Regions from separate parts of the Homo sapiens genome. Here region 1 is linked to region 2. Evidence: read pairs that join two places in POLR2A ChIA-PET (ENCODE). Cell type or tissue: PC-9. All regions are shown on one strand. Links, peaks and the distances in the headings refer to the core of each region. The heading gives the core; the rest is flanking DNA.

The links. ChIA-PET counts read pairs that join two places held together with the same protein. Peaks named below come from ENCODE experiments on the same cell type or tissue, not always from the same donor. Only the 100,000 strongest peaks of a DNase experiment are listed, where the experiment ranks them.
Region 1: POLR2A ChIA-PET joins it to region 2 with 7 read pairs; 3 of 35 experiments call an interaction of 5 or more read pairs at or near these places.

The regions. Positions count from the first base shown.
Region 1 is chr16:11,011,950-11,020,975 of GRCh38, reverse strand. CLEC16A (C-type lectin domain containing 16A) reads right to left here. Exons shown (of 24, transcript NM_015226.3): 12 at 651-783. Among named protein-coding and RNA genes, the nearest start is that of CLEC16A, 72 kb to the right of the region's middle. RefSeq lists a silencer at 3,970-4,264. In PC-9, for the core only: no CTCF peak of the experiment used is centred there; DNase peaks (open chromatin) are centred at 3,795 and 4,245; H3K27ac peaks cover 1,600 bases.
Region 2 is chr16:11,385,955-11,394,980 of GRCh38, reverse strand. LOC400499 (putative uncharacterized protein LOC400499) reads left to right here. Exons shown (of 67, transcript NM_001370704.1): 55 at 1,422-1,590; 56 at 2,480-2,664; 57 at 2,879-2,971; 58 at 3,120-3,315; 59 at 4,518-4,702; 60 at 4,779-4,876; 61 at 7,686-7,870. It also overlaps a transcript of LOC105371082 not described here. Among named protein-coding and RNA genes, the nearest start is that of RMI2, 45 kb to the right of the region's middle. RefSeq lists enhancers at 4,360-5,114, 7,530-7,619, 7,152-8,034, 7,810-8,119. In PC-9, for the core only: no CTCF peak of the experiment used is centred there; no DNase peak of the experiment used is centred there.

The DNA of each region.
Region 1 (9,026 bases), core at 710-8,709, 370 kb after region 2:
AATAACTCTGAAATGAAGCCCTGCTACCAGCTACCAGCATACGCTGGGAGTAGCCTTCCCTCCAATCCCATTGTGGAGGGGCTGGTGCTATGGCAAGGTTCCAGGAAATGTGGGGTCACCCAGGTTTAAGAAGATGTAGCTACAGATGGCCATCGATGAAATGAACAATCAGGCAAAAAGTCAAAGGTGGATGGCAGCACCAACTCATGTGGCCAAGTCAAGAGGGCAGGCCCTATAGATGGGGTATGTGTTTGTGTGTGCAGGGCAGGGAATGAACCAGGCAGGGAGATCCAAGCCCAGCTACTGAGGGGATCCTTCCTTGGAGCAGCAGAGCATTTCTAGGAGCAGCCAATGTGAAGCAACCCATGTCCTTTAGACAGAGCCAAGCTCCAAAGTGCCAGGAGCAGGGCAGGGAGAGAGTTGCGCTATCCTGGCGAATCTCTTTGCAAAGGAGTGAGCATTACAGTGTTGAGTGATGGCTCCGTCTCCATGCTTCTGGGTGGCCAGAGCTGGAGAAGCAGGGAAAGAAAGGGAGGCAGCATGGTCGGGCTGAGGGACAGAAGAGGCTCTGGCCCTAGGGCTCAACCTCCCCACTGAGCCCTCTCCTCTTCCCTGAGAGAGCACTCAGCATCGACCTCTCGGGCAGCTACCTGCTCCATTGCGTGCTCTCAGAGCAGGTGGCGGCGGCGCTTTTCTCCTCGTCCGTGGTGTTCTGCTCCTGCACGGAGGTGCTGGCGGCCAGCTCTGAGAGCTTGCTACGCTCCATGATCACCATCTCGATCTCTGGAAGCCAAAATGGAGACTGGGATGAGTCCAGACAGCTTTTCAGCCCTAGATTTATACACATGCTCATGTTGGAGAATAAATATGCATAAATGACTCCAAACACATCAAGCACATGTCCGACAGCAGCGACCTGAACACCAGAGACACACTGGGGTGGAAATAAGACAGAGGCCAGAGCCTCTCTTTCCATTCATCACAGCAACACCAAGAAACGTGTTCCTGTCTTTGACAACAAAACACAAATTGCAATCATTTATTCTATTTCGAGAGTTTAAAATCGTCTTTTTTACTTTATTGATACCACATTTCCTTCCCAAAGGATTTCAGGCAGCTGAGAAGATATGACATGTGGTTGATAAACATAATCAACCTCACTGACAACATTCTAAAGCTCCTTACATTTTTTTTTTTTTTTTTTTTGAGACAGAGTCTCGCTCTTGTCACCCAGGCTGGAGGGCAGTGGCGCAATCTCAGCTCACTGCTACCTCCGCCTCCAGGGTTCAAGTGATTGTCCTGTCTCAGCCTCCTGAGTAGCTGGGATTACAGGCGCTTGCCACCACACCCAGCTAATTTTTGTATTTTTCGTAGAGACAGAGTTTCGCCATGTTGGCCAGGCTGGTCTCGAATTCCTGACCTCAGGTGATCCACCCACCTCGGCCTCCCAAAGTGTTGGGATTACAGGCGTCAGCCACCATGTCTGGCCTAAAGCTGCTTACATTTTTAATAGAAAGCTCTGATGTGACTGAAGCCTTTTGTTTTCCTTTTTTACTTACAACTTCCAGAAGGCAGAGAGAGATTAGGAACCTCATTTTTTCTCCCCATTAAACAAGGGTAACCTGTAGCAATCAGCTTAAGCATGGTGTGCATTTTTATTTTTCAGAAAAAGTTATGAACCACCAAAGAAAACATCTTGAATTAAAGATGGATGAGGGTTGGGCTTTATGGTGTCCCCATCAGAGTTCTTGGCTGTGCGGGCGTGGACTTTCAAACAGTCAGCCTTTGGAACTCAGAGTTCACATCTTTTTCCCCACCTTCGGGAGACATACAGGGGGTTAAAAGAGATGACAAAATGTGAACCTGCACTTCTGTTTCCAGAGGGATGTGAACACATACCTTGGGCTCAGACACCGCCTCTGCCATGGTCTCCCTCCCCCCGGCTCATGCAGGGACGTCTGCCACCTCTTCTGCCACCCTAATGTATTCTCCACACAAACCCAAGTGATTTTAATGAAATTAGCTCATGTCACTCCTCTGTTCAAAACTCCCAGTGCCTACTCATCACTCTCAAGATGAAATCCAAACACACGGCCTGGCCCCAGTCCACCTCTGACCTTACCTCCTGGCCATCCCTGCCTGGCTGGCTCATGCTGCTCCAGCTGTGCTGGGCTTCTCACTATCTCTTGAACATCCCAAGCTTGTCTCCATTTTTTTTTTTTTTTTTGAGATGGAGTCTCGCTCTGTCGCCCAGGCTGGAGTGCAGTAGCATGATCTCGGCTCACTGCAAGCTCCGCCTCCCAGGTTCACACCATTCTCCTGCCTCAGCCTCCTGAGTAGCTGGGACTACAGGCACCCGCCACCACACCCAGCTAATCTTTTGTATTTTTATTACAGACAGGGTTTCACCGTGTTGGCCAGGATGGTCTCCATCTCCTGACCTCATGATCTGCCTGTCTCGGCCTCCCAAAGTGCTGGGATTACAGGCGTGAGCTACCGCGCCTGGCCCAAGCTTGTTTCTATCCAAGGATCTTTACACAGTAATTTCCTCTGCCTGGAAGGCTCTCACACCAGGTCTCTCCTAGCCAGGTGTGACTGGGGTGCATCATTCAAGGCTCAGTTCACATGTCGCCTCCACGGAGACATCTTCCTGGACGCCCTCTTCACCTGTTTTTTTTTTTTTTTTCTTTTTTGAGACAGGGTCTTGCTCTGACACCCAGCCTAGAGTGCAGTGGTGTGATCATGGCTCACTGTAGCCTTGACCACCTGGGCTCCCGAGTAGCTAGGAACACAGGTACATGCCAGCACACCCGGCTAATTTTTTAGTATTTGTAGAGATGGGGTCTCACTATGTTGCCCAGGCTGGTCTCAAACTTCTGAGCTCAAATGATCCTCCCACCTTGGCCTCCCAAAGTGCTGGGATTATAGGCGTGAGCCACCACACCGGCCTTCACCTGCCTTTTTTTTTTTTTTTTTAATACCTCTTTAAAAATTGTTATTAACTAAACTAAACTCTACACTTTGGGCAGATTTCATTAGTTTTTCCCAATGTCTTTTTTCTGTTCCAGGATCCCTTTTACATTGAGTCCTCATTCTTAGGTTCCTCTGGATGTGACGTTTCTCAGACTGTCCTTGCTTGTGATGACCTGGACATTTTGAGGAGTACTGGTCAGGCATTCTTGAGAGTCCCTCACTCTGGGTTTGTGCAATGTCTTTCTGCTATTTAGACTGGGGTTACAGGTTTTGAGGAGGAGGACCACAGAGGGGAAGTACCCTTCTCATCACATCCTATCAGGGCACATACTATCAATATGACTTATAACTGTTGATGTTAATCTCCAATACTTGGCCAAGCTAATGTTCATCAGCTTTCGCCACTGTGAAGTCACTTTTCCTCCTCCTTCCATACCATACTCTGTGGAAGAAAGTCAGTAAACACAGGCCACACTTAGAGAATGGGACATTAGGTTCTGAAACGTCTTCGCGTATCTCCATAAATTATTTGGCATTCTTCTGTAGAGGAGATTTGTCCTTCCTCCCCCTTATCTTGATTTTACTTAATAATAATAGCATTCATTGTGACTTGGCTCTTACATTCTCTATTGTTCTGCTTCTTTACTGTCTGCCTTCCTCCACTAGAACAGGGGTTTTGTAGCTGTCTTATGTGTCTTGTTCTCCACTGTCTAATCCAGTGTCTGGCACAGAGTAGGCACACAATAAGTATCTCTTGAAGTGATAAATGAGCGACTGGTCTAGCCCAACACGAGATGTTTTGGCAGCGGGCCCGAGTGGCAATGATTCATGGTAGCTGTGATCTGAGGCGGGGTGGGCCACTCCCCGACAAAGTCTGTGATCAATGTGGTCACAAAGTGTTCTCGTGGGGAGATATCTCATGCCCCAAGAGACTCTCCCCAGACTGTTAGGCATGACTGTACCTGCAGGCACCCCTTGGCATGGAGGAGCACCCCCCCCCCCGCCCCGATATTCACATGGGCCCCGGCCCTATGTGAGGTTCACTCTCACCATCCCCCTTCCCTCCCATCTGATCTGAAGTCAGATGTCAAAGATCAGAGTCTCCCACAGGGCGGGCCCCATCACACAGGTGGGAGCCAACAGTGCTTTCTAAGTGGTGTGTGGACAAATGCTTTGTTTGCATAGTTTTGTACTTATTTCATTGTGCATTGGAAGAAAATTCTAGCTGCACAGAAAGCCTTCTGTGGATATTAGTGCTTAGAATAAGGCTAAATTTTGGGAAAAAAACAAGTGAGTCAATTCAAAGAAAGCTATCCAGTAAACAGCAGAGCAAACAGTACACAGATATGGCCAAGAGCTGGAATGTGGGCTGGGCGTGGAGGCTCATGCCTGTAATCCTAGCATTTTGGGAGGCTGAGGCAAGAGGATCCCTTGAGGTCAAGAGTTTGAGATCAGCCTGGCCAACATGGTGAAACCTATCACAAACATTAGCTGGGTGTGGTGGCGGGCGCCTGTAATCCCAACTACTGGGGAGGCTGAGGCATGAGAATCGCTTGAACCCAGGGGGTGGGGGTTGCAGTGAGCCAAGATTGGGCCACTGCACTCCAGCCTGGGTGACAGAGTGAGACTCTGTTTCAAAAAAAAAAAAGAAAAAAAAAGAAAAAAAAGAGTTCGAACGTGGTGCAGACTGCTGTCGGGGAAACATAATTCTCTTTCCCTTCTGCCATTTTCACCTTCACCAGCCTCCTTCAGGCACCTAGTGTCCTCCAACTACCTTGGCCATCTCCAAAGTGGGTATGGACCTCAGTGGGCATGCAAGATGATTCCCTAGGCAGTAGGTCTTTTAACGCTTCTCATCTTTTAAAATCTATTTTGTTTTATACTGTCCATAATACTAGCATGATCATATTATATATAATTTATAATACATAAATTTTTACACATATTTGGGAGATGTATGCTTAAATGTCATATGTATAGGTTTGCTTGTGTTTACTAACAAGGCTTGCCATCAGACATCTGAAGACTCCCAAGCAAGCCTGTGAGGCTAGCCTCCTCCTCGTCTCCCAGCCTCTGGCCTCTGCCCCATGAGGCAGAGGACGTGGCATAGGCCCACCTCCCCTACAGCTGCAAGTTCTCCTTCCCCAGGCTCAGCTCTGCCCTGCTTGGTTGACACAGTGGGAACTCAGCTCCAAGTACTTCCTAAGGTTACAGGGCCAAGCCCCAGCACCCTGGCCTGGAGGCCAAGCTTTGTGACGTAGTTGTCCCCTTTCTGGCTTAATCTCGTTGGACACCAGCAGAATTCCGGAGCAGAGAAGAGGGTGAAGACAATTCAGCACCAAGCTCATCCAACTTTTTTTTTAAGCAGCTGAATACTAATTTGCAGGACAATTTTCCAGGGCATCCCACCACAGTCAGCAGATGAGCGCAGAGCTGCTCCAGGAAAGGGTGGTGGGCATCAAATGCCTCTGACTGCCGTGGGCTCCCTCGTGCACTCCATGAGGCCCCTTTCTGGAATTCTACGGCTTCACACAAAACTGCTTGAAAACCACCGTCTGGTCCAACCCTGGATATTGAGTATGAGTGCACAGAAACCCACAAGTGCAGTGATTCTTAACACAGCTGGAAATGCAGCAGCAAAGCCAGGACCGCTCCCCCTTCCTCACCCCCAACCCCCGTGTCACATCTTGACGCAGAACCAGACCCACATGGGCCTCTCCACACAAAATGGGATTTCCACACCCTGGCTGTGACACCTGTGCGCACAGCTGCACCTCACAGTCCTCATCCAGCTAGCACAGCTGTAGAGTGAGTGGCTCCACTTAATTTTCTAGATGAATGCGGATCAGATCTTCAAATGTCAAGGAAAGGTTTCTTGCTCTTCTTTTTGATAGTTTTATCCAAACAACCCTTATAGGTACTGAAACAACCCTTATAGGTCTGCCAATTCCCTGAAGCTCTATGCAAAGTGCTATGTGGGCATGGGACCAGTTGGTAGCAGGTTTTTGGGGGAAAGGGCTCCCCAGATTCTCACTGCTCTAAAGTGAGTATCATCTTTAGAAGAGGACATCAAAGAGGACTTGACCTCCCCTGATGATCAGGGTCACAGGGAACCTCCTCATAGTGCTACACCTGAAGTTGGCACGGTTCTGTGCCACTCCGGGCCCCAACTCCAATTGTCCCTGTTGTCACTGGCCAGCCTCCCTCCCAAGGTGCGGGCGCCACACTGCTGCCACCAAGGAAAGCAGCTCAGTAGGCTATGTGGATACAGAGTTCCACCTATGGTCCCCAAGGCCGGGACTGAGGCACTGAGGCTGGATTTCCAGGGGGCTCTGACTGAACCTCAGTTATGATACTATTTGGAGTTTGAAGGGACTGAAGCAATAGTTTAATTTGCTTGCTTTTATGATTTCTGTCACGTCTCTGTGTTACCTGTACTATTTTTCATTTTATTTGAACTATTACTTTTTTTTCACTTAAATACAGCTTAAAAGGAAAGTTTAAATCACCGTTATACTCTACAACCTAGCAGCCCACTTGTAGGTCTTTCTCCGCAAGACACACCTCTGGAAGTATGCAACTGCACATGCACAAGGATATTTACTGTAGTATTCTTTGTAATTGCAAAATACTGGAAACTACCTAAATGCCCAGGCATAACAGACCGATGGAATCAACTATGGTACATACACACAGCACAGCTGTGAAAAGGAATGAAGAAGATCTGAGAAATGATATGGAGTAATTTCCGGAGACATTGCTAAGTGGAAGGAACACATATGCTACCCTGTATGTAAGAAAGGAAAAGAAGAAAACATACACAAATCTGCTTATTTTTACAGAAAGAAACACAGGAAGGAGACTTCTTCAGTACACAATCAAGTTGGTTATCTATAAGAGATGACAGGAATTAAGTGGAAGGGAGGAAGGATACTTCAGTTTGCTAATATTCCATGCATTTTTAAAATGAAAATTAAATCAATGAGAATGAGAAAGAAGAAGCCTAAACTGGAAATTTTAAAAAAGAATCCAAATTTCTTCTTCTTCTTCTTCTTCTTTTTTTTGAGACAGAGTCTCACTCTGTTGCCCAGGCTGGAGTGCAGTGGCATGATCTCAGCTCACTACAACTTCTGCCTCCCAAGTTCAAGCAATTCTCCTGCCTCAGCCTCCCGAGTAGCTAGGATTACAGGTGTACGCCACCATGCCCGGCTCATTTTTGTATTTTTATTTATTTATTTATTTTTGAGACAGAGTCTCACTCCATCGCCTAGGCTGGAGTGCGGTGGCGTGATCTTGGCTCACTGCAACCTCTGCCTCCCAGTCTAACGGGATTCTCCAGCCTCAGCCTCCCCGAATAGCTGGGACTATAGGTACACATCACCATGCCTGGCTAATTTTTTTGTATTTTCAGGGCTCCACCATGTTGGTCAGGTTGGTCTCGAACTCCTGACCTCAAATGATCTGCCTGCCTTGGCCTCCCAAAGTTCTGGGATTACAGGTGTGAGCCAGCACACCTGGCCTCATTTTTGTATTTTTAGCAGAGATGGGGTTTCACCATGTTGGCCAGGCTGGTCTCAAACTCCTGATTTCAAATGATCCGCCCATCTCAGCCTCCCAAAGTGGTGGGATTACAGGTGTGAGCCACCATGCCTAGCCTGAATCCAAATTTATTTTAAATGAATACCAAATCCACTCTGAATGGGGAAAGGAAGGATGCTCAGATTAATCCAAGTAGCTTATAAACACAATACAGCAGATCTTTGAATAACATCATTTCATTCAACATTGTTGCATTATAACATGGATGAGGATAAAAAGAAAAAAACTGATTCCCAGTCCCGGCCACCGTCTATGTGGAGTCTGCATGTTCTCGCCATGTCTGCATGGGTTTTTGCCACATATTCTGGTTTCCTCCCTCATCCCAGAGATGTACATGTTAAGTTCCCTGGCATGTCCACACAGGCGCAGTCTGAGTGAGTGTGGGGGCGTGTGAGTTTGTCCTGTGACAGGATGGTGCCCTGTCCAGAGTTGGCTCCCACCTGGCGTCCTGAAGTACCCAGGCACTGGTCATACAAGATCCTAAACTGGAAATATGCGAGTTGGAAAATAAATGAATACAAATGATTGTCAAATAACAATTCATAAAGTAGACGATAATACAAATGCATGACAATAAATGATGTGGTATGAAAGCATTCAACAAGCCTACCAGATTTGTGATTGGTTTTGAACCTCGTGCAGGAAGGAGGTGCTCCTTATGATTTTTCACTTTGCAAACATTTATTCCTTGATTTAACCCACCACCACCATGACTGCTGTTCATTCATTAATTCACCAAAAATCGGGTAAGTAATTATCTTACATGTTTTCATAAATCTTTCTTTTTTTTTTTTTTTTTTTTTTTTTTTGAGACGGAGTCTCACTCTATCGCCCAGGCTGGAGTGCAGTGGCGTGATCTCGGCTCACCACAAGCTCCGCCTCCCGGGTTCACGCCATTCTCCTGCCTCAGCCTCCCGAGTAGCTGGGACTACAGGCACGTGCCATTCCGCCTGGTTAATTTTTTGTAGTTTTAGTAGAGACAGGGTTTCACCGTATTAGCCAGGATCGTCTCGATCTCCTGACCTCATGATCCGCCCACCTCGGCCTCCCAAAGCGCTGGGATTACAGGCGTAAGCCACCGTGCCCGGCCCATAAATCTTTCTTAAGTGTATGTACAGCTCACATTTATTTCAATGTTTAATGCTAGAAGTATTTTGGGCCTTTATGTAGAAGTTAGATATGTTTTCGTGACCAGAAGTATGCCACATGAACTTAACTCCTGTTGATATCAACTCACCTATGGTAAAATTGGTTTCTTTATACATAATTTCCCTTAAGGTCACAGTTTCTAAGAACCTATCCTTGATGTTAAGTGAGGAATTAATGTGCTCAGCTATATATCCTCTATATGGGGATAAGTAAAGTATTGGGGTGGGCATGGGGGAGGGAAAATTGCAAAAACATCCTGAACTGTTTTTTAAGCAATAAACAACTCTAAGTGAAGCAATTCTGAA
Region 2 (9,026 bases), core at 441-8,440:
TAGTAAGCACCCTGCATTCGATTCCTAGGACTACTGTATTAAATTGCCACCAACTGGAAGGCTTAATGCAACAGACAGGTATGGTGTCACAGTTCTAGAGGCCAGAAGTCCAAAAGCAAGTTGTCAGCAGGGCCACACTCCCTCTCAAAGTCCTAGGGAAGATCCTTCTGTAGCACCTCCAGCTTCTGGTGGTTGCCAGGACCCACGGCTGTGGTGGCATCACACCAGTCTCTGCCTCTGTCCCACGTGGTGGCCTTCTGCCTTCTGGGTGGCATCTTCACATGGTCTTCTCACAGGGACAGCATTCATTGGGTGTGTGGCCTACCTTCATCCACTATGGCCTCAACTTGATTACTTTTGCAAAAAACCTATTTCCGAATAACACCACGTTCACAGGTATAGAAGGTTAGGGCTTCAACCTATCTGAGGAACAAAATTCAACCCTTAACAGACATACGTGCACGCGCACACACACTCTTAAGTCCTGTTAAGTTTTGTGAACCATTGTTCTGTATCATTTTACAGATCTTGGAGCTGAGGCCCAGAGAGGGTGACACCCTTACTGAAGGGTGCACAGCTTGTTAGCTGCAGTGTCTGGACTAGAATACAGGGTAGCTGAGGCTCCCTCCCCTGCAGGGCCTCCTCCGGGCTTGTGTTCTCTTGGGGGCCTCTGAGCCTCTTTCCCACCCCATTCTAGACTCGCCTGTCCTGGTCCCTGCCGTGCCCCCAAGGCTGGGCACCTGCAGGGACTTAGGTAAGCTGCCCAGTGCCTGGGGTGTTATGCCAGGTGTGCCCGTGTCTCCTTGCTTAGACCTTTGCAGTGGTTCCCATGCAAACTCGGAAAGCCTGGGCTGTAGCAGAAACACCAGGGCACTGGGGATGTTAGAAATGCCAGGGCCCGGGGCCCCCAACACCAATTAAATCAGAGTGTCTGGGTGGGGCCTGGGCAGCAGCCATCTCTAAGCCACCCTGTGGGCGGCTGCTGCTGGGTTGGGCTCCTAGATGGGTATTTTTAAAAATTAAAAAAAGTATTTGTCATGAGACTGGCTAAGTTTTGTATTTTTGGTAGAGACAGGGTTTTTGCCATGTGGTCCAGGCTAGTCTGAAACTCCTGGGCTCAAGCGATCCACCCGTCTTGGCCTCCTGAAGTGCTGGGATTATAGGAGTGAGCCCTTGATCCTGGCCCGGAGTATTTTCAAAAGTGCTTTCTGTAATGGGGCACTGGCAGCCTTAGACAGGGATATGGCGTGGGGAACCTGGTGCCCTGGAGATCGGGCGTGGGCATTGTGCCTTCCCTTGGTTCCCTACAGGTCCAACAGCAGCCTCCCCAGCCAGCCTCTTCCTGAGCCTGGGGCGGGCAGGGGAGAGACCAGGGACAGGTGGGCCAGGCTCCACTCAGGCCTCTGCCTTCCCCCTCCCAGCTTCGTGGCTCCAAGGCTCAGCGGGTTGGCCTACTGGGCCGTGTCTCCACCTCGACTTCTCAAAGCCTGGTCCGGTTGGAGGGAAGCGTGGACAACAGAGAGGAGAAAGTGAGGCTGTCTGTGTTCCGGGCCCCAAGCTGTCTGCAGGCCTCTGTGGCCCATGAGGAGGGTGAGTGGCAGCTGGGTCCCAGCTCAGCTAGCTGGGCCACGGCCCCTGTTGGCTCAAGAAAGGACGGGGGTCTGGGCGTTAAGATTTCAGAAGTCGGGGCTGGGTGCAGGGGCTCATACCTGTAATCCTAGCACTTTGGGAGGCCGAGATGGGTGAATTGCTTGAGCTCAGGAGTTCAGGACCAGCCTGGGCAACATAGTGAGACCCCGTCTCTACTTAAAAAAAAGGGGGGGGGGTGGCCAGGCGTGGTGGCTCACACCTGTAATCCCAGCACTTTGGGAGGCCGAGGTGGGTGGATCACAAGGTCAGGAGATCGAGACCATCCTGGCTAACACGGTGAAACCCCATCTCTACTAAAAATAGAAAAAAGTAGCCGGGCACAGTAGCGGGTGCCTGTAGTTCCCAGCTACTCAGGAGGCTGAGGCAGGAGAATGGCGTGAACCCGGGAAGCGGAGCTTGCAGTGAGCCGAGATCGTGTCACCACACACCAGCCTAGGCGACAGAGCGAGACTCTGTCTCAAAAAGTAAAACAAAAACAAAAACGAAAAAACCTGGTGGGGTAGGGGGTGATGTGTTCCTGTGGTCTCAGCTGCTGGGAGTGAGCTGTGATCCAGCCACTGTACTCCTGCCTTGGTGTCTCAAAAAAAAACCTCAGGAAACCCCCTGAAGCCTTATGGCATCCCTAACTGACTGCCGTGTCGGGGGAGGGGACAGAAGAGGGGGCTTCAGGTGGCTCAGGTGGTTGCTCTAGGTGGTGCAGCTCAAGGTTCTCAAATCCTAGGGCCTTGAGGCTTGGCCTGGGGCAGTGGGGAGCTACGGAAAGCGGTGGAGGGGGAGTGGGCAGCCAGAGACATGGTGGGGGCACCAGCAGGTCCCTTTCTGGCTCCAGGGGGCAGAGAGGAGAGTGTGGTGCTGCGGGCATGTGCCCATGGGCGGACAGCCGAGGCGGAGGTCCTGTTCCGGGATGGCAGGCAGCCCTCCCAGCCGCTGGGACGCCTGACCCTGCAGGCTGCCAACCAGAGTCTCCTGCTGGCCGCGCGCGGCTGCCAGGGGGGCCTGCTGGGCCATGTGGAGGTGAGAGGGCCTGGGCTGGGACACAGGGAAGGGGTTACCGTTCTCCCACTGGGCAGAGGCCCCCGTGCCAGGAGCCCCGAGCCCTTGGGGTCCAGCTGTGCCCAGAAACCAGGGCAGACAACCCCATTGTGAGGCCCACACCTGCTGCTGGCACCGAGAACCTTGTGTCTACTTCATTCCTGCGAGGCCCCAGCCTCTTCCTCTGTCCTCACAGTCCAGGATTGCAGCAGTTGGCTCCCAGGTGCAAGCCCGGCTGGAAGAGAAGGTTCAAGGCTTGGGTGCCTCTGTGAGAAGGTTCCAGCAATTGGTGGGTATCACAGCAGGGGAGGGTGGGGGCTCAGGTTGGAGAGGTCCCCCTCTGACCTGGCTTGTAGCCCCCACTCACCAGGCAGGAGGGTCTGGGGCTCTCTCTGCCCTGGACCTCACCCTGATTCTGCCTCGGTTTCCCTGTCCAGGTGCAGCCGGCAGGCACCCTGGACGGCGTGGCAGGCCTCCTTCTGCAGCTGTCCCAGGCGGGGCGGGAGGCCATGCAGGCGAGTGGTTGGGCAGTAGCCACTTTGTGGGCCCGGAGCCAGGCACTGACCCAGCACCTGCCTCTTTACCTGGAGTGGCTGCAGGTGGGGCTGGAGCAGCTGCGGGAGGAGCTGGAATGTAAGTGTGGGAGGGGGAGGGCTCAATCCTGTGCGGAAATCAATGTCCCCCCTCTCCACCGGGGCCCTAAGCGCTCACATTGGCCTGTGGCACTGTTTCAATCAGAAATGTGGCCTCGCTTCCCATGGGCCTGTAGCCCAGCTGTGTTTAGCCCCCTGCCTTATTTGTTATAGATCTACAGCCTTTGTTTTTTCTGGGTCTGCTGTGTCATTTTTACAGAGTCTCCAAGCTCATCTCCCTTATGCCTGCTGCCTAGGTTTTTTCAGTCTCCCGCCTGCTTTCTTTTGAGTATACAGCCTTGTTTCTGTGAAGCTCACTGCCACAGCATCTCTTTCTGGTTCCACGATGAGCTCAATGTGGCCAGGTGGTCATTAAAGGCTCACACCTGCTGCCCCAACCAGCCTCGTGGCAGGACTGGGAACCTCTGGCCTCTCCGCCATCCAGGGCTAATGCCCAGCACAGCACAGAGCCCCCAAGGCCCTGCCCAGCGCCAGGGTGGGCATCCCTCTGACTGGCTGTTGAATGTTACCTCCCGATCCTCCCTGCTGTGCCAGAGTGTTCCTGTGACCACCCCCAGGGCAGTGAATCAGGAGGAATGCGCCAGGACTCCGCCCAGCGCTATTCACAGCTGTGATTTATTATAGTGAGGGGATGCAGGAGTGTCAGCACAGGGAAGGGGGCTGGGGCGGAGTCTAGGGAGAACCAGGGCCAGTGCCCAGGGTACTCTCCCAGTCCCAGCGCTTTCACACAGGATGCATTTAGCTGTCCCAGCTGTCACCAGAGCAGCTCCTGGGAGACTCAGCACCCAGGGTTTTTATTGGGGGCTGCCACACTGGCAGGTGCTGCTTGGCACGGACCACACTGTCAGACTCCTAGGAAGCAAGCAGGGGTCCGGCATAAACCACGTTTGTACAAACAGTTCAGATGCAGGGAGCCTCATATCAATTCTAGGACTGGTGGGAACCCTCCCCCAATCCAAGTTCCCAGACAACCTTATAAGCAGGCCTTGCAGAGACGGCTCAGGCCTGCTGTGACAACTCCCCTGCAATCTCCAGTGCCACTGCTCTGTTCCAGTTCCCCCAGCTCCCCACATCTTAATCCCAGGAACAGGCCCTATCTCCTCGAGGCCTGGCGTGTCTGGGCAGGGCTGGTTCTCTGACCTGCCCTGAGGTCTCATGGTGGGTGGTGGCTGCCTGTTGCAGGGCCCCTGGCCACACTGAAGGATGCCTACCTGGAGGTGACACTGCGGCCCCTGGAGGAGGTGTGGCGGGAGCGAGCAGAGGAGGCCATGCGGCGGCTGCAGGCCTGGGTGCCCGGGATGCCAGGCAAAGGGGGTCCAAGGCCCATCAGGGCGGCCCTGGGGGCCATGAAAGGAGCCCTGGAGCTGGTGAGTGAGCAAGGATGGGGCGTAGTTGGCAGGTGAGGATGACTGAGCCAGCTCTCACTGTCCCCTCCCTCTCCAGGCCGCCCAACAGATGCTGTCTTGGGCTGAGGCCACGTTCTCACGGGCACTGAAGAGGCTCTGCAAACCACTGCTGGACCTGTACAGCCTGTCGGCCAGGTAACTCGGGGTTTGAGAGTAGCGCATCCTGCGTGCCTGCCACATACCAGGTGCAGTGCTGAATGCTTTGACACCTTCCGACACACTGACTCCTGTGACCACCCTGCCCAGGGGCTTCTTCTCTCCTCGTTTTACAGATGAGGAAGCTGGGCTTTCTTCCTCACTCCATAGATACCTCGTGAGCACTGGCCGAGGGTAGGCAGGATTTCAGGAGCTGCAGAGAGCGCAGTGGCTGAGGCTGACCCTGCCTTCAGGAAGCTCACTTTTACTCAGACACGAAGCACAAGGAAGTCATCTACACCGGGGCTGGTACAGCTCGCTGCAGAGGGCCTGAGAGTCGCATCTTAAGCAGGCCATTCGGCTCTGTCACATTTCCTTGCTTTTGTTTTGTAATCTTTTTTTTTTTTTTTTTTTTTTTTGAGATGGAGTTTTGCTCTTGTTGCCCAGGCTAGAGTACAGTGGTGCAATCTTGGCTCACTGAAACCTTCACTTCCTGAGTTCAAGTCATTCTCCTGCCTCAGCCTCCCTAGTAGCTGGGACTACAGGTGCGCGTGCCATCCCACCCAGCTAATTTTTTGTATTTTTAGTAGAGACAGGGTTCTGCCATGTTGGCCAGGCTGGTCTCAAACTCCTGACCTTAGGTGATCCACCTGCCTTGGCCTCCCAAAGTGTTGGGATTAGAGGCATGAGCCACTGCACCTGGCCTGTTTTGTAATAATCTTTTTAACACACAAAAACCCTTCTTACTTGCAGGCCGTGCAGAAGCTGGCCACAGGCTGGGGCCCACTGGTCACCATTTACCACCCCTGAGCTATACGTTAGGTAGCAAATGCTAGAGAAGGAACATCGGTGAGATGGGGGGGTGGATCCTATGAAACGGTGTGGCCATGACTGGCTTTGAGGAGAAGGTAGAGTTTCAGCAAGAGCCACGGGGCCAGCGTGGTAAGAGCGCTCCAGGTGGGGGTCACTACTGCACAAAGGCCTGGGAGAGGGATGTGCCTGGCCTGTTTGTTTTTGAGATGGAGTCTTGTTCTTTGTTGCCCAGGCTGGAGTACAATGCTGTGATCTCAGCTCACTGCAACCTCTGCCTCCCAAGTTCAAGGGATTCTCCTGCCTTAGCCTCTCAAGTAGCTGGGATTACAAGCATGTGCCACCAAGCCCAGCGAATTTTTGTATTTTTAGTAGAGACGGGGTTTCACCATATTAGCCAGGCTGGTCTCAGACTCCTGAGCTCAAGCAACTTGGCCTCTCAAAGTGCTGGGATTATAGGCATGAGCCACCAAGCCCAGCCCTGTCTATTTGAATATCAAGCCAGCAGGGCTGGAGCAGAATGCCTGCAAGGGAGAGTGGATGTGACTGGGAGTTCCTAAGACTGGGGAGGCGGGTAGGTGGGGCTCAGCTGGTCTCTGGCTTCTGCTCTGACCTAGGAAGGATGTGATCGCCCTTTCACTTTAAAAGACCCTTTTGGCCCCTGTGTTGAGAACACGGGGGTGGTGGATAGAAGGGGGGAGCCCAGTTTAGAGCAGAGACCTGGGGACCCAGTATCCTCCCCCTCACAGGCACGAGGCCCACCAGGAACCGGGCTCCAAGCAGGGAGGCAGCTCCTTCTTCCATGCTGGTGGCCTCACAGAGCATCTGGAATCCGGCTCTGCCTCTAACTAGGATTCCTCTGCCTCAGTGCTCTGTGCCTCAGTTTCCCCAGCCATAAAATAGGGACTAAACCCACATCATGGGGAAAAGACTCCCTGTGATACAAGTTCCTGCTCCTGCCTTCCTGCGGTCAGAATGGAGGCTGATGAAGGGAAGAGCTCCCAGGGCGGGGTTTGGCTTGGCTGAAGAATGACCTGCCTGGTTACTCACCTACCTGGTGAGTGGGATCCTGTCACTGCTAGGTGGGGGTGCCAAAACATGGATTCAGGTGGCAGAGAGGGAGTTGAGGCTGCTTCCTGCCTCCAGCTGCAGGGCCTCTGGGTTCCTAGAAGTAAGCAAGTGAGGCCACCTGCCCCTGCTCCCTCTCTACTGGCCCATCAACAACAGGGTATGAGATGTTTGTCTTCCCACTATACCCCCATGTGAGCTGACATCCCCCTGATCATTCAAATCTCACAGGCTTGACTCCTACTCTAGATCCTGAGAAAGTTCCAGTCCTCCCCTAAACTGTAGAAATTTTCTAGACCTGTTGGCCAGGCACAGTGGCTCACACCTGTAATCCCAGCACTTTGGGAGGCCGAGGTGGGCAGATCAGTTGAAGTCAGGAGTTTGAGACTAGCCTGGCCAATGTGGTGAAACTCCAACTCTACTAAAAATACAAAAATTAGCCGGGTGTTGCGGTGGGCGCTGGTAGTCCCAGCTACTTGGGAGGCTGAGGCAGGAGAAACAAACCCGGGAGGCAGAGGTTGCAGTGAGTTGAGATTGTGCCACTACACTCCAGCCTGGGCGACAGAATGAGATTCTTAAAAAACAAAATTTCCTAGACCTTCCAGCTCCTGTCCTCGGCATCCCCACACATAAGCCCATGCTGCCCAAGACCCGGGGAGCAGAGTAGGCATGACATCGGACATCTGTGTCCTCAAAATGGGGCAGCTTGTTTCTGTCCCCAGCCATCATCTACCACCTCCGTTGTCATGCCGGCCTCTGTCCTCCTCCACCTCATGATGGGATTTCCCAAAACAAGGACAGCCCCTCCCTGAAAGGCACCCTCATGCTCTCCACTGCAGAGCTCTTCCTGCAGACCTAGAAGCTCCCCTCTGCAGCCAAGGGAAGCAAGGCTCGGGCAGGCACAGTGACTTGTCCTCTGCATTCCCTGCAGGAACCGCTCAGTGGTGGTGATGCTGCCACTGTTGCCTGCGGGGGACGAGCCCCTGGACGTGGCCCGGGTGACCAGCTACCTCATGGAGGAGAAGCTGCTGCGGCCGCTCCGAGAGCTGTCTGGGGCCAACGTGCTGGCTGAGTACTACTGGCTCAGACGCCGCCTGCTGGCGGGCCCCTGGGAATGTGAGTCCTGCCCCGGGCTGTGCCGCCCTCCTCCCTGAGAGCCCCCTGCCTCCTGGGCACAGGGAAGCCTCCATAGGCTAGTAGCATCACAGTGCCAGGCCCAGAGCTTACTGGACTTCCCAAGGTCCTATGGGACTAGGGCTGAGGGTACACATCCTGCTTTTGTCCAGAATATAAGTCTTGGCCCTGCAGAGGGGTGAGGAGGGTGGTTTAGGGCTTCAGGCCAGCTCCCTCCCTGCGGGCACTGCTGGAGAAGACGGCAGCCCTCCAGATCCAGCTGGAAGAGAACTGACTGACTTCAGACTCGCCGGTCAGAGGCGACCTGTAGCCAAGGGCTGGGGAGCTTGCTTGTGGCTCAGGCTTGCTGTGTGGCCAGGCAAGTCAAGTCTAACCTCTGTGGGACTCGGTTTCCTCCACCATGAAATGCTGTGTGGCCAGGTGAGTCTAACCTGTGGGACTCTATTTGCTCCACCGTGAAATGTAGGTAACAACGTGGCTCGCTCATATGGGTAATGGGCATGTACTGTTCTTGATGCAGGGGGAGCCCCTCATGTCTATGGGGGAACCCCGGTACCCAGGCTTGGCAAGGAGTGCTTTATGTGTGTGGGACTCACACCCAGGCCCAGGGCTCCCTAGAAGCGTGGGCGCAGTCATGTCTAAGCAGCACATTGGTGTTGTAGAAAACAGCCTGGTCTTCAAGTTCCATGTGTGTGACCGTGGGCTTCTCTGTGCCTCTCAGTTCTGACAGCTGCCCACGGGGCTGGTACTGCCTCCCTCAGGATGCTGGGACTGGCCGACAGGTGCCTGGCTGTGCACCATAGATGGTGCTTCCTGGCCACGGGCAAGGGCACCCCCACCCCCAAGCCACAGCTCAGGGGCCGCACTGGCTAGACTGGTCAGACCTCCTTCTCAGGCCATCTGTTCCCTACCCTGAAGAGGGTAGGTCTGCAGGACACCAGTCTTGTGTTTGAGGGACCTGTTGGCTATCCACTTACATAGTGAATGTTTCCCCCCATCCCCGCCAGCAGCTTCATTGAGATTAAATGGATGACTTGTATGTGTGACATTTTTTTTTGAGACTAGGTCTCACTCTGTTGTCCTGGCTGGAGTGCAGTGGCGCCATCTCAGCTCACCATAGCTTTGACCTTCTGGGCTC